3 separate regions of the Homo sapiens genome follow, and all the other regions are linked to region 2. A link is a loop called in an ENCODE intact Hi-C map of the cell type or tissue named here. Cell type or tissue: OCI-LY7. All regions are shown on one strand. Links, peaks and the distances in the headings refer to the core of each region. The heading gives the core; the rest is flanking DNA. Region 1 has its middle 4.4 kb from the start of MIR4256. Region 2 overlaps ST7L (suppression of tumorigenicity 7 like). Region 3 holds the start of WNT2B (Wnt family member 2B).

The links. Hi-C counts contacts between places; a loop is a spot of excess contacts. Peaks named below come from ENCODE experiments on the same cell type or tissue, not always from the same donor. Only the 100,000 strongest peaks of a DNase experiment are listed, where the experiment ranks them.
Region 1: it touches region 2 in a loop (7-fold over the local background); 19 of 110 quality-filtered maps call a loop at or near these places.
Region 3: a loop joins it to region 2, with 4 times the contacts of the local background. A loop is called at or near these places in 50 of 110 quality-filtered maps.

Annotation. Positions count from the first base shown.
Region 1 is chr1:112,464,194-112,468,193 of GRCh38, forward strand. It overlaps a transcript of WNT2B not described here. Among named protein-coding and RNA genes, the nearest start is that of MIR4256, 4.4 kb to the left of the region's middle. RefSeq lists enhancers at 1,953-2,052, 2,233-2,512. In OCI-LY7, for the core only: CTCF peaks have their summits at 2,148 (motif pointing left) and 2,347; a DNase peak (open chromatin) is centred at 2,278; H3K4me3 peaks cover 1,233 bases; H3K27ac peaks cover 1,581 bases.
Region 2 is chr1:112,609,773-112,616,959 of GRCh38, forward strand. It overlaps ST7L (suppression of tumorigenicity 7 like), which reads right to left. Exons shown (of 15, transcript NM_017744.5): 2 at 7,041-7,123; 3 at 1,069-1,231. Among named protein-coding and RNA genes, the nearest start is that of ST7L, 5.8 kb to the right of the region's middle. In OCI-LY7, for the core only: CTCF peaks have their summits at 4,861 and 5,063; a DNase peak (open chromatin) is centred at 4,899.
Region 3 is chr1:112,506,999-112,510,998 of GRCh38, forward strand. WNT2B (Wnt family member 2B) reads left to right here and starts at 1,967. Exons shown (of 5, transcript NM_024494.3): 1 at 1,967-2,446. The coding sequence starts at 2,265. RefSeq lists enhancers at 1,235-1,778, 2,703-3,202 and silencers at 1,756-1,885, 1,896-2,005, 2,066-2,145, 2,206-2,315, 2,309-2,603. In OCI-LY7, for the core only: no CTCF peak of the experiment used is centred there; DNase peaks (open chromatin) are centred at 1,023 and 1,673; H3K4me3 peaks cover 1,817 bases.

The sequences.
Region 1 (4,000 bases), core at 1-4,000, 150 kb before region 2:
TTGACTTTTTGTCAGTCAAATACCCAAGTATAAGTCCACTGATCAGCTAGCTTTCTTTGAGACCTTCAGCTAGAAACAAGATACTGAAGGAATTGGGTTTTGGTGCAGAGAAAGGAAAAGGATGATTTCCCTACACACGTGGAGTCATCAGATGTTAGAGCTAGAGCTCATCATGGAGGAGACCCTCATAATCGAGATGAGGAAAATGAGCCCTAGAAAGGCCAGGGGACAGGCCCAATTGTGCATGTCTAGTTCACAGCAAGGCCTGGCCTGTACAGAAAGTCCGGCTCCCTCATCCTGCCTCAGCCAACTGCTCCTCCCCGAGCTGACCTGAAACCAGCAGTTCCTAGCCCAGCCCTGGCTGCTCCCTGGGGCACTCCTTCCCTCTCACCTGCTCTACCATGTCTGGCTTTGATCTTGTTCACCTGGGCTGCCCCATATTCCAGGCCCTGCCCTCTGCCTAGGGCTGTCTGCCTGCCACACTTGTTGCCACAAAAATCCTGTCCTCATGTCTCTGAACAGGTTTGACGGCTGGAGCAAGGGTAGGAGGGGGGAGCATGGTGGGGCTTCTCTTCCCAGGCCGTGCCTCCATCTGTCTAGAACCAGCTCTGGGAAGCACTCATCAGGCATGTCTTGCTCCTCAGGTCAGGCATGGACAAGATGCCACCAAAGTCCTGAGCATCTAGCCCCTCCCTGCTCGGGAGTCTGACTTGCCACACCTGCTTGTGGAGGAGGGAACAACTGAATGCTTGAGGGGAGACACCTCCTCCTCCTCCGACGCCTTCCGCACCTGAACTCAAACATAACAGCTCTGCTGGGAAGGGGCTTTTGCGTTTTTAAAGGACTTATCCATTTCCCTTCTCTCTAGTGCCCACCCTCCCACTCCCCCGCTCCCTCAGCCCACCCAACCCAAATCAAAGCCTTCTAGGATGGTTTGTGCCTCTGAGCAGACAGGGTGTCCTCAGGAAGACCCTGATCCAAAGGGATTCGGGGTGGTGGGGTAGTTTAGGGGTGGCGACCAAAGCACACAGGCCCCTTCTTCATCCCTAGCGTGTTTTCCTTCTCCTGAGTCTTGGTGAGTCAGAGCCACAGGGCCACACACAAGGCTACTATTCAGGGCTCGTTTTCCTTCCCCTCTACTCAGATCTTGGCATCTCTCACTCCTTCATTCTCTATGTGGGCCTTATTCTCACCATGGGAAAGCTCTGCTCCCTGCCCTGTGCCGCCTCACTTTCCCCCAACAACCCACCCAACACACACACACACACACACACTCCTCATCCTTGCCTTTTGAGAGTTTGCAGGCCCAGCTGGATACAAACATACAGGAGGTAGAACAACATAGAAATGTTACACCAACAAATCCTTATTCACATACTCAACCGGTTTTATTGCTTCTGGCTCCGTGCAGACCTCAGCCAGCTTGAGAAGGGGACACACACCACACACTCGCTGTGCTTGCCCTTCATCTATTCAGCATATAGTTATTAAGTACTGACTCTGTGTCAAGCAAGCATCATGCTAAGGGCTGGCATTTACACTCTGGTGGAGAAACATGTCTCAAAGAGGTGACTCTCAGGGTTGTGCAGGGCAGGATATTACAAGTGTTCCAAATGAGGGATGGGGCCCCTAAGATTCAGGAGAGCTGGAAACCCGCGGGTCTAGAGACTTAAGAAGCACCTGCTTTAAATAAAAGGGAGAAGGAGATCGGTTTGCATTGATAGGGTTCTGGGTACACTACAGCAAGGAGTCTGAGCAAGAAAAGCAGTTCAGAACAGGAGCTTTGTCGGTCCGTGCGCAACCTTGGACGAGTGAGTGAACCTCCGCCACCCTCCATCTCAGCATCAGTAAAATAAAGATGGGAACCTCCCTCTCAGGGTTTTGTGAGAATCCCGTGAGATAAAGCAGGCACGTGCCTAGCACATAGTAAGAACTCCATGGGTTTGCTGCTCCCTTTGTGGAGCGGCGCTGTGGGTGAAGGGGCGGTGATAGAAGTTGCTTGTCTAGATTGGAAGCCATGTGGTTCTGACGCCAAGGCCCGGCTGCAACGTGCCCGACGGGCTACTCCGGGCTGGCAGCCCCGCCCTTCTTCGGAAAGCTGACTTACTTGCGCCCCCTGGTGTTTCACATGCTGTGAATCTCTCACGACCGAGGTCTGGCCGCGCGCCACCTCTCTGAGGGAAGGACAGGGTCAGTGGCCAGGAAGGGGCCCACTTCAGACGCCGGCGTAAACGAGGATGCGCCTCCTCTCGTCCCCGTGCTCAGCCGCCTCCCTGGTGTCTAAGTTCGGAGCACAGCAGCTTACCCTGCCTGAAAAGCGGAACGAAGCCTAGACTGCGTAAAAAAAAACAGAGAACAGAAACCACCTCACAGCATTGTTGTGAGCCTTAAATGAGCAAATTTAAGACTTAAAACTGGTCATTGACATAAGCCTTCAAAAAGTGATAGCTATTAGTATTATGTAGCTCCTAGAACAGTGGCTGACATATAGTAGATGCTCATAACTGTTAAAAAGGGGCCAGGAGGATTCTATCTATTTATGCATTCATCCATTTAATTATGCTTCAGAAATGTCTTGCTCTTTTTATACTGTCGATGCTGTAAAATACAAAACCCATAATAAGCCAAGTAAGCAAGCAAGAGCCAGCACTCTGGGAGGAAAACAAAGAGATTTTCTTCATTGAAATATCCATGCCACAGTTCCTACTAGGTGCCAGGCACTGTGATAGGCACTAGGATAGAGAAATAAGTTACAGGCCTTTAGGGATTTTAGGTGCTGGTGGGAGAGACAAACATGAAACGCAGTGTTATGTGGATTATAATAAATAGAGCAACAAGCTGTGGCTGCACAGTTAACCCCCAGTGGAGTCAGGAAAGGTCTCACAGAGGAAGGGACACTTGTCTTGGTCTTGAAGGAGAGGTAGATGCTCCCAGGTGAAGAAGAGAATGAAGGGCATTCCAAGGAATGAGGATAGCATATACAGTGCACCAAGTTGCCAGCAGGCACCGTGTTTCTGGTGAGAAGCCTGGGATGGAAGTCTAGATCAGGAGAAGTAAGCAGGAACTCGACAGGAAAGGGCATGGTCTGCCCAGGCAAAGAATTTGTGCCCTTATTTGGTGGGCCACTGGAAGCCTGAATTGAGGAGCATCATGAGCACAGGCACATTTACCAAGAAGCTAATGAGGTTTAAGCTTCGAGGCCCATCACTGGCATGGCCCCTTCCAAACCCTGAAGAGCCCAAGCAATGTGGTTGTAAAATTTGCAAAATAAGATTAAATCTTAACTGCAATCTGTTAACACTGCTGTCTCCTTTCACTCTTTCTCCTATATCACACTTTCCCACATGTTGGATGGCCTTGGAGTGGTAGCCATAAGCATTTTTGGAATTCAACTAAAAGTAAGTTGAATGAAGCACTACTTTATTTAATACTTGTACCTAATTTTCTCCTTTTCTTCTCGATACATAATACTTTACATATTTATGGGGTATATATGATCATATACGTAGTATGTATAATGGTCAAGCTTGTTATACACGTAGTATGTATAATGGTCAAGTCAGGATATTTGGGGTATCCATCACCTTGAGTATTTATCATTTCTATGTGTTGGTATCATTTCAAGTCCTCTCTTCTAGTTACTTTGAAACATACAAAGTATTGTTGCCAAGTATAGTCACCCTATTCTGCTATCAAACATTAGAACTTATTTCTTCTATCTAACTGTATGTTTGTAACCATTAATCAACTTCTCTTCATTCCCCTCCCACCAACCACCCTTCCCAGACTCTGGTATCTATCATTCTATTCTCTATGGCCATGAGGTCAAGTTTTTTAGCTCCCACATATGAGTAAGAACATGCAGCATTTGTCTTTCTGTGCCTGGCTAATTTCATTTAACATAGTGACTTCCAGCACCATCCTTATGGCTGCAAATGAGTTGATTTCATTCTTTTTTATGACCAATAATATTCCATTTTGTATCTATACCAAGTTTTCT
Region 2 (7,187 bases), core at 3,188-7,187:
GATCGCACCACTGCACTCCAGCCTGGCAACAGACAAGATTCTGTCTCTAACTAAATAAATAAATAAATTTGCGATTACTCGACACAAATAGAGGAACAGTCTACAATAAAAGTATGACAATGGAATATCCATCCATGAAGAGCTGAGACTTTGATGCCTTTTTAAGTATACTGAAAAAAATTTTTTTTCCTACTTTTCTCTCTTGGCAGAGATGGCTGTTTCTGTTCTCTCCTTTATTAGTCATAAGATTCCCTGATTTGCTGGGCGTATATATATATATACACTGAGAAAATGATGAAAATTTCTAGCCTTCCTTATAGCTAGTAATGGCCATATGAAACAGACCTGACCAGTAGGAAGTAAGGTGAAATAGTATGTAACATTTCTGAGAATAGTCCTTGGCTTCTGTGGGGTGGAGTAGAGGGAAGTAGTGACCTTACCCCGGATTTCTTTCCTTCCTACTGATTGGAATGTGGATATGATGGCTGAAGCAAGAGCAACAGTCTTACACGACAAAGTAAAAACTACATTTGGAGATGGCAGGCTAACAAAATAGAAGGGGTCTGGGTATCTGATGATTATTGTTTTCCATACTAGCCATGGACTAACTATATTAACATGAAAGACAAATTTCTGTGTCTTGGTCCATTTGGACTGCTATAACAAAATATCACAAACTGCGTAGATTATAAACAGTATAAATTTATTTTTAACAGTTCTGGAGGCTGGGAAGTCTATGACCAAGGTACCAACAAATTTGGTGTCTGGTGAGGGTCTGCTTTCTGGTTCACAGACGGCGCCTTCTCGTGGTGTCCTCCCACGGTAGAAGTGGCAAGCAGCTCTCTGGGGTCTCTCATAAGGGCATTCATCACATCCCTGAGGGCACTGCCCTCATGACCTGATCACCTCCCAAAGACCCTACCTCGTAACATCACATTGGTGATTAGAATTTTGGGGGAAACACAAACATGCACACCACAGCACTCTGCTGTTTTGAGTTTTCTATCTCCCAGAGCCAAACTCAATCTTAAATACACAGCTCTGAAAACACATTAGAAAAGTAGTCACCTGACAAATTCTGTCTGCTGGTTTCATTTTCTCTGTTCCTCGAAGGAGAACCTGGTTCTGAAATGCTGCTCTCTGTTCCTCCCATCAGTGGTTGCAAATGGCTTACAGATACTTGCTCAATAAAAGATGTGCCATGCTTATGGAAGTACCACCATTCAAATATCTATGACAAACAGAAAATATCCTGCACTTAGAATCGATCAGCAGATACATGAGCTCAAATTAAAACATTCTCTCAAGATGTCCTGTTCAATTCAGCATTTTAAATGCACTCTCCTTTCAAAAAGAAAAAAACATACAAACACAAGATTCACCAATAACATGTCACGTAAAAGTGAAATACATTTTTTATAGTTCCGTCATAAAATTTAGACAAGCTTAAGCAAAACTAGGCATATGTAATAAAGCATTAAAAACAGAAAGAAGCATTTTAATCTATAAGTAATTTAACTCTGTTAAGTTACATTGTCATTTTATTCTATCTGCAGCATAAACAGTTTTCAAATAATAAGCATAGTGGATGAACAGACTAGACTAGCATCAGCATGCCCATGTTTTAACTCCCAAATCAGTCATTTATTAGCTGTGTGCTGTGGGCAAGTCACTTAATCTCTTAATATCTCAGAGCCTCAGCTAAATGTGGTTAACAAGAATTATAAGAAAGTGCTTTCTGAAGCAAAAAGTACTACTCTGGTATTTGGCAAAATTATTAATAAAGGTTAAGGTCAAGTTGATTCCCATATTGAACCATTTAAAAATCAGGATATTCATTTCTTTCTATTTCCATGGTTTATCACTGATATAAAAAGAGAAACCAGGCCAGACACGGTGGTTCACGTCTGTAATTCCAGCACTTTGGGAGGCCAAGAAGTCCCAAAAGAGGGATCCTCAAGAAGAATCGCTTGAGCCCAAGAATTCTAGACCAGCCTGGACAAAACAGTGAGACCTCATCTCTACAGAAAAATATAAAAATAAAATATTAGCTGGGTGAGGTGGTGCATGCCTGCAGTTCCAGCTACTCAGGAAGTTGAAGTGGGAGGATCTCTTGAGCCCAAGGAGGTCAAGGCTGCAGTGAGCTGAGATTGCACCACTGCCCTCCAGCCTGGGCAATAGAGTGAGACCCTGTCTCAAAAAAAAAAAAAAAAAAAAAAAAAGTCACCTGACAGACTAGTCTTCTGCCAAATGTAGTGGATACATGTATTACTTTAAAGAATAAACAAAGCATATGCACAACTAAGAGATTTTAATCTTTTTATTTCCTTTTTTTAAAATGTTTTGAGATAGGATCCCACTGTCACCAGGCTGGAGTACAGTGGCATGATCACAGCTCACTGAAACCTTGACCTCCCTGGGCTCAGGTGATCATCCCACCTCAGCCTCCCGTGTAGCTAGGACTACAGGCATGTGCCACCATGCCCAGCTAATTTTTATGTTTTTTGTAGGGACAAGGTTTTGCCATGTTGCCCAGGCTGGTCTCAAATTCCTGGGCTTAAGCGCTCTGCCCTCCTTGGCCTCACAAAGTGCTAGGATTATGGGTGTAAGCTACCATGACCGGCCAGATTATAATATTTTTGAAAACTATTTTACTATGACCACAAACAGAACCCATCACAAAAAAATCAGCATTTTCAAATCTGTAGGAATGTTATTTTTTTGCTTCAGTAAATAACAGAACAAATATGCTACATAGGTGCCAAAAGTATAGTCATGTTGGGGCCCGCTGACTACATGCCACAACGTTTATAGGAAAGTGTGAGAAAATCATGGTGCAGCATTTTTTCTATCATGTCACTAATGTTTTATGCTCAGTCTAAAATGGTATCTCTTTCTGCTCACTCTTAAGTTAGCAAGAATTACCACCAAATGAGGCCATGGTTTGACTTCTACCATATATTTTACTAAGAAGTGAGATAAAACTTCTTTACACAAGCAGAAACTGTTCATGTGACAGAAAAGGTTTATATTGAATAAATCTTGGCTAAGAAAATTGGATAGGGCCAGGCACGGTGGCTCATGCCTATAATCCCAACACTTTGGGAGGCTGAGGTGGGAGGATCACTTGAGGCTGGGAATTTGAGATTAACCTGGACAACATAGTGAGACCCCATCTCTACAAAACATAAAAAAAATGAGCCAGGTGTGAGGGTGTGTGCCTGTAGTCCCAGCTACTTTGGAGGCTGAGGTGGGAGGATTGCTTGAGTTCAGCAGGTCAAGGCTGCTGTGAGCTGTGATTGTACCACTTCACTCCAGCCTGGGTGACAGAGTAAAACACTGTTTCGAAAAAAAAAAAGAGAAGATAAGTACCATCAAGGGCAACAACAACACACTTCCCTTCACCATACAAAGTGCAGGTGGGTTTTCTAATGAATGAGTATGAAGTTAGGGGCTTTTTTCAACTTTTGAGTCAACTTTTTAACACAAATGAACAATGGTAATAATAACTGCAAATACTTATCAAAAGCTTTCTATGAGCCACACATTATGCCAATCCTTGACATGCATTATGTCATTTAATTTTTATAACAACTGATTTTAGAGATGAGGACACACATTCCAAATTTAAATAACAGTTCACATCACTGGTAACTGGCAGAGCTGGGATTCTTATTCAGGTTTGCCTGACTTCGGAGCTTCCAACCATTACACCAGACTGATTCATAAATATATCTCTTTATACATGTATATGTGATTATATGTATATACAAGTTTGTTAAATCCAGGTGGTAAAAGAAATTATAAACACAACAACCTTTGCTAATAAAAACCCATCAACATTGCAAGGGTAATAATACAGTTTAACCTTTAAAATGTTACTTGAATTTCCTAATTTGTGTATATTTAAAATGCGGTTTTATAAAGAGTAACAAAAGGTTTTTTTGGGTTTTTGTTGTTGTTGTTTTGTTGTTGAGACAAGGTCCACTCTGTTGCCCGGGCTGGAGTGCAGTAGCATGATCACAGCTCACCACAGCCACGATTTCCTGGGCTCAAGCAATCCTCCCACCTCAGTCTCTGAAGTAGCTGGGACTACAGGAATGCGCCACCACAACGCGCTAAATTTTTAAAATTTTATACAGAGACCAGATCTTGTTCATTTGTCCAGGCTGCTCTTGAACTCCTGGCCACAAGCAATCCTCCTGCCTCAGCCTCCCACAGTGTTGGCAGTACAGACACGAGACACCACACCTGGCCACAAAAAGTTTTTTACAAGGTTTTAGACATCATATATATAAGTTATCCCCCTCTTATAAATGAGGAAATTATAGCTTAGACAGTTTATGTAGCTTGCCCAAAATTATCAGCTAGTAAGTGGCAGAGTTAAGATTCAAAATTTTATCTTCTGGTTCCCAAACCAGAGCTTTTTCCACTATATCAGCTGCTTAATATTGATAGTTTCTTTAAAACAAACAAACAAAAACCATATTAAATAGAGACAGGGTCTTGTTGTTGCCCAGGCTGGTCTCAAACTTCTGGCATTAAGGGATTCTCCCACTCCATCCTCCCAAAGTGTTGGGATTACAGGTGTAAGCCACCGTGCCTGGCTTAAAGACAGTTTATCGTCTTTACTTAGACTTTTGTATGCTATGGACTAAACATGCTAAAATATGCTTATGTTAAATTATGAGGCTTATATTAACATGTAGTTTTAATCCTGAATTCCTCAATAGCTTCTATTTTTTTTAGCCAAGAGAAAAATCTCGTTCTTGTTTGGCATTTCACTTTAACAAAATGGTCTGTATTTAGTCCCTATTTAAAAAAATAGATCCAATACAAATGCTATTTCTACTACAGCTGGAGAGCACCACCTAGAGATAAAAAAAAGAACAGGCTGGGCATGGTGGTTCACGCCTGGAACCTTAGCACTTTGGGAGGCCGAGGAGAATGGATCGTTTATGCCCAAGCGTCTGAGACTACCCTGAACAACACAGTGAGACTCTGTCTCTACAAAAAATAAATAAAAATTTAAAGGGAAGAGAAAAATTTATTGGCTATGCATGGCATAAAACTTCTTAAGATTTTTATCTGCAGCAGTATTGTTCCAAAGTGTACACTAGTAAACATGACATCCTAGGGATGTTAACGTGAATTATAAAAAATATTTTATTTTTTTTAAATTAAAAATATCTTCTTCAAGGAAAAGTTGAATTAAAGTTAAACAGTTTTGTTGTTTTTGTTTTTTGAAACAGAGTCTTGCTCTGTCACTCAGGTTAGAGTGCAGTGGCACCATCTTGGCTCACTGTAACCTCTCCCTCCAGGGTTCAAGTGATCCTCCCACCTTGGCCTCTCCAGTAGCTGGGACTATAGGTGCGCCACACACGCCTAATTTTTGTATTTTTTTGAAGAGACAGGGTTTTTCCATGTTTCCCAGGCTGGTCTCGAACTCTATCACCCCACCTCGGTCTCCCAAAGTGCTAGGATTACAGGTATGAACCACTGTATCAGGCCAAACAGGTTTCTTAATTGTGAGAATTCTCAGAATAATGGCCAAAATTCATTAAGTGTACATTCTGAACCAGCTATCATGTTATAAACTTACAACATTATCTGATTTACTCTTCATAATCCTATAAAGTTCATGCTATTAACTGCCAGTTAACAGATGAGGAAACTGGGGCTTGAAAAAACTGTAAGTTGAATTCATGACACATAAATTTTAGTCTTCCCAATGTTGCCAATATTAAAATGCTGTAGTCAGACATGGTGGCACATGCCTGTAATCCCAGCTACTAGGGAGGCTGAGACGGGAGGATGGCTTGAGCCCAGGAGTTAAGGCCACAGTGTGCTATAATGGTGCCTGTGAATATCGACTGTACTCTGGCCTGGGCAACGTAGTGAGACTCCATCTCAATTTTTTTTTAATGGGCAAATTTTATATAAAAACTGTATGTCCAGGTTCTACTTATTTATTCATTCATTTTTGAGAAAGGGTTTCTCTCTGTCGCCCAGGCTGGAGTGCAGTGGCAAGATCTTGGTTCACTGTAACCTCCACCTCCCAAGTTCAAGAGATTCTTATGCCTCAGCCTTCCGAGTAGCTGGGACTACAGGCACATACCACCATACCCAGTTATTTTTTGTATTTTAGTAGACGGAGTTTCATCATGTTGGCCAGGCTGTTCTTGAACTCCTGGCCTCAAGTGATCTGCCTGCTTCAGGCTCCCAAAGTGCTGGGATTATAGGTGTTAGCCACCACGTCCGGCCTGTCTGGGTTCTCTTTAAATCATTTGAAAAATTGAAAAACCTGGTAATACTAGTTCCAAGTCTATATGGCAACAATTAGCTTTAGCCTCTTTTAGAAGGGGCATGCACTGTCCAGGCTACCCAGTCCTCAAAGAAATAAGAATTTAATTATTAAACTCTATCCATTTCACTCATTTTTGTTACCAACTTGGGCTCTGCAGGCATTTAATTTCCAACACACCCCAAGCCCTCCCTGACTACAGTTTACAATAAGCCTTTAATATGTAAATAAATACTGTCAATCTCTTAAAAGTAGATTGGGAGATGCAGTGTTCCCCAAACTTGTTTGAATAGGTAACTCTTTTCAAATGCTGAATACATTTTGGAAATGCTAATCCATAGGTAATAATAATTTATAATTATTATAACCATATAAAGGATCTTTAGGCCAGGGCGGTGCCTCACGCCTGTAATCCCAGCACTTTGGGAGGACAAGGCAGGCGGATCACCTGAGGTCAGGAGTTGGAGACCAGCCTGACCAATATGGTGAAATGCCATCTCTACTAAAAATACAAAAATTATCCGGGCATGGTGGCCGGCACCTGTAATCCCAGCTACTCGGGAGGCTGAGACAGAAGAATTGCTGGAACCTGGAAGGCGGAAGTTGCAGTGAGCCGAGATCATGCCACTGCACTCCAGCCTGGGCGACAGAGCAAGACTCTGTCTCAAAAAAGAAAAAAAAAAAATATCTTTAGATAAACACCAAAACATGAAGGAAGGAAATGGAAACTACTTACAAATATTAGTCCTGATATCAATGAAGAGGTCCCTGTAAGTGCCACATAGAATTTGGGTGTCAATGAATTTAAAAATACAGTCACTGTCAAAAGAACAAGAATCAAAGTTTTAAAAAATGCAAATTTAAAGTACTTAGGTTACAAATA
Region 3 (4,000 bases), core at 1-4,000, 110 kb before region 2:
CTCCAGCTGGATGGCCTTCTCGATAACCCTCGTACACCAGCCCACTCCTGCCTTTGGGTCCCTGTACGGGCTCTGCCCTCGGCTTAGGATGCTCTTCACCAGGAAGCTGCCTGGCTTGATTCCTTGCCTCCTTCAAATCTCTGCTTGCATGTCACCTTAATGAGGCCTACCCTGATCATCCTAGTTGCAACTGTAACCATCCCCTTGACTGTGCTCTCTTTACCACTGCACTTACTACTTTTTAACATACTCTGTTTTACTTCTGATGTTTATTGTTTATGGTCTATCCTCCTGCAATAGAAGGCAAACTCCATGAGGGCATAGACTGTTCACCAATGGGTCCCTAGTGCCTAGCACAGTCCTGGCATGTGGTAGGAAATAAGTATTTGTTGAATTAATGAATGCACTCATCACCTTACCACAGAAAGTGGGGGTAAAGGAGTGTCACTGTAGGTTGGGGACAGGAGGGAAGTGCTTGCAGCCCCTTCCCACTCTGCCCGCCCACAGAAGTTGGGGCTGCGGAGTGAGGGGCGCTAGGACCCGGAGGCGGTGGGGAGAGAGGTTAAAGGTTCCTCTGAAACCTTCTCCACTATCTCTGTCTCTGAGATGTCTGCAGCCAGCTGCACCCCATCTGCTTACACTCGGGAGGCACCTCTAACGCCACCACCGCCCCCCACCCCCAACCAAAGACTGACAGTGAATTTGGAGTTGGGGGCATCGGCAGTTACTAGTAAGTTGTTTACCCCAGGACTTTAAAATCATATGAGGAGGCAGGAAAGACACCTGCGAGGTGGGAGAAACTGAGGCTGAAGAAGCGACTGGAGCCAGATCCCAGGTGAACTCTGAACTCTCGAAGTTAAGCCCAGGATTTTAAAAAGAATTTTACTTCTGACGGAGGGCCACAGTGCCCGCAGGGCCCGTACCTGCTATCCTGGGAGGTTTGAGGGTTGGGGTGGTGGGGAGAGGAGAGTCTCTTTCGGCAGACTGCACCTCCCCACCCCTTCCCTATTTACCACGCCCCCAGGCGCTGTGCGGGCGGAGGGAGGGTGAAGGAGCAGTGGGGAGGAGGCAGGGCGAGAAGACGAAGGAGGGAAAAAGCTCCAGGGCTTCCACTCTCTCGGCAGGACCCCCACCCTGGCCTCTGGTGCGGGAAAACCTCCCAGCTGTTTCTGATTCTTTCATACTCTCAGCCCCGCCCGAGAGGGTGGAGGACCGAGGCACAGAGGGGGAGCGGGGAGAGACTGAGCTCCGCTGAGCCCAGGAGTAAGGGGCGGGGAGTCCGCAGGTGCCCCCTTAGCGTCGGCAGTCGATTCCCGGTCCGTAAAGAAAAGCACCCGGGCCGGGCAGGCCGGGCAAGCAGGAGCCAGGTCTAAACGTGATGCATTGGGGGTGGGGGGTGCAGTGGCTCAGAAGAAGCAGGGGCGATGAGCTCTAGCTGAAAGCATCCCCTGCTAGAAGCCGACTGCCCACGGCGCTCCTGTAGGCAGTGTTGAAAAGGTAGTTAAGACCTCCAACTCCCGGTGGCAGGGACTCTACCCATTTCACAGAAGCGCAAGGATGGAGGAAATGAGTGCATCCTCCGTGCTCAGCGCCGGTGTCACTGTAGGTTGGGGACAGGAGGGAAGTGCCCGCATCCCCTTCCCGCTCCGCCAGCCTGGCCGTCACCCATAGAAGTGGGGCTGCTGAGTGAAGGGCGCTAGGACCCGGTGGCGCGGTGTCGGCAGGGACTGGGCGCTTGGGGCGCAGGAGGGAGCCGCGGCGTCCCGTCGCAGCGTGCGGGAGCAGGTGGGGGTGCAGCGCGGTGGCGCGCGGGAGCCCCGAGGGGCGGAGGCGGCTGCTACACCTAGGGCGTCGCGGAGCGCCCCGGGCTTGGCGCGGGCGGAGCCGCCCTAAGGGCCGCGCGTGTCCCCGGCCTCGGCCCCGCCCCGTCCCGTCCAATGAGAGCCCGCGGCCGAAGGGGCTGTCCGCACACTAGGCCCGCAGCTCCCTTCAGCGCCGCAGACCCCCTGACACCGCACCCGGTCCTCAGGCAGCGCGCCCCAGACCCCGGGTTCGGCACGCCGTCGTCGGCTTCCGGACATCGCAACTTGCGCCCCTCTCGGGGATCCTCCTCCCGGGCTCTGGACCCCAGGTGATCCTAGGTCCCCAGCCGCCGGCGAACACCATGGCCCCCCAGGGGGGTGAGGTAGGAGCAGCCTGAGTACCCCCAGAAGGTGCCCCGTCCACGCCCCTCCGGGCTGCGCGGCGGGAGTCTTCGGGGAGCTATGCTGAGACCGGGTGGTGCGGAGGAAGCTGCGCAGCTCCCGCTTCGGCGCGCCAGCGCCCCGGTCCCTGTGCCGTCGCCCGCGGCCCCCGACGGCTCCCGGGCTTCGGCCCGCCTAGGTCTTGCCTGCCTTCTGCTCCTGCTGCTGCTGACGCTGCCGGCCCGCGTAGACACGTCCTGGTGGTAAGTGTGGCTCTCAGGCTGGGCGGGTGAGGCGCTTGGTAGGAGAGGCCGGAGGCGCCTGGAGGGACTGGCTGCTCACGGGACCAGGCTGTTGCTTCGACGGGTTGGAGACGATTCGGGCAGGACTGTCACTGAAATCTGAAGTCGCGGGGTGGCGGGAGGGTGAGGCGCCGCGTCTTACACGACTGGTGAGAAAGGCGCTGGGCATTCGGAGCAAGGATGCCCGGTGGTCGCGGCTCCTTAGGCCTCCACGTGCTGTACCCCCTCTATTTCAGCTCAAGCCCCTTAGGGCAGAAGCTACCTTCCGAGTTTCCCTCAGGGTGAGTTCAAGGAACGAATAACCTTCCAGGGCCCGCAATAGCTTCGCCAGGGCCCCAATCGCCTAAGGTCGCCCTCTGAGAGGTGGAGAAAGGGGCAGCTCGCTAGTCTAGCCCACCCATACCACAGGAAGGCTTTGGTGAGGCAGCAGCACCCAGCCGAGGCTTAGAAATGGAATCGAGGCAAAATTTACCCCATTAACTCCCACAATTAAAACAAACAAAACGCATGGGTTTGCATTATCTAGGCATTTGTCTTCAGCCACCGTTTTGAGGATGTCACTTAGGAAACTTTGCCTCCCTCCCTTCTTCCTATTCTTTCCCATCTCCCATTTCTCCCCTCCAAGAGCCAGAGGGCTGCGGAGTCCCAAGATACTAAGAGACCCCCTCCCCAGATTTCTTGCAGGCCCTAGACTCCAGACACTTCACAAGAGGGCAGATGAGGCAAAAAGGCATTACAGATCCACTGGATGTCTCGTGTCTGTTCTTTTTAGAATCCTCCCTGCCCCCTACTCCTTGGATGGCACTCATCACCTTCCCGTAGGAGAAGGAGCTGCTTTCCCTTCTTCCCCACCATGGGGAGAGGGCAAAGCAGGGAGAGTTGAACCTAGAAAAGACTCAGTCTTTCCTCTTCACCCCACAATCAAACTGGCCTCTTGGACTAGGCTATTGCCCCTCTCCACCAGGCAGTGCCTCCCGTCCTTTCCTTACTCCGTTCTTCTTCCCGTGCAAGCCCCCCTCCCCGAAATGTGGTCTCTTCTCTCCTTGCACCCTGTGGCTTTTCTCCTCTTGACTTGGAATCTTGGCTGAAGGGTGAGGGGTAGCTGGCCGAGGGGCCCGCCAGCTTGGGCTGCAGATTCCTATCATTTCAAGATGCCGTCTCTCCTTATCCCAACCCCCACCCCCTGTTTTCCTGTTTCAGAAAAATCTCTTTTGAATTTTTTTTTTTTAAATCTCTGCAGTGTTGGGGAAGGCAAGGAGGGGGGGTTCTGGTTGGGGGAACAGAGAGGCCTATATCTTACATCTGGCTTGAAACATTCTTTTAGAAAGGGAAAGGGGAGAAGGGGGATGAGGAGAAAAACCTTTCAAAGTTCTGAGTGAGATCAAAGCTACCTTTTGCCTTCATGAGCTTGGTCTGGCTGGGGACTTGGCATCTTCAGGGTCTTTGTTGAGACAACATGAAGTAACCGCTGCCCATCTTTATCTGGCTCAGACAGCAGTTTGCTTTTTGGGACTC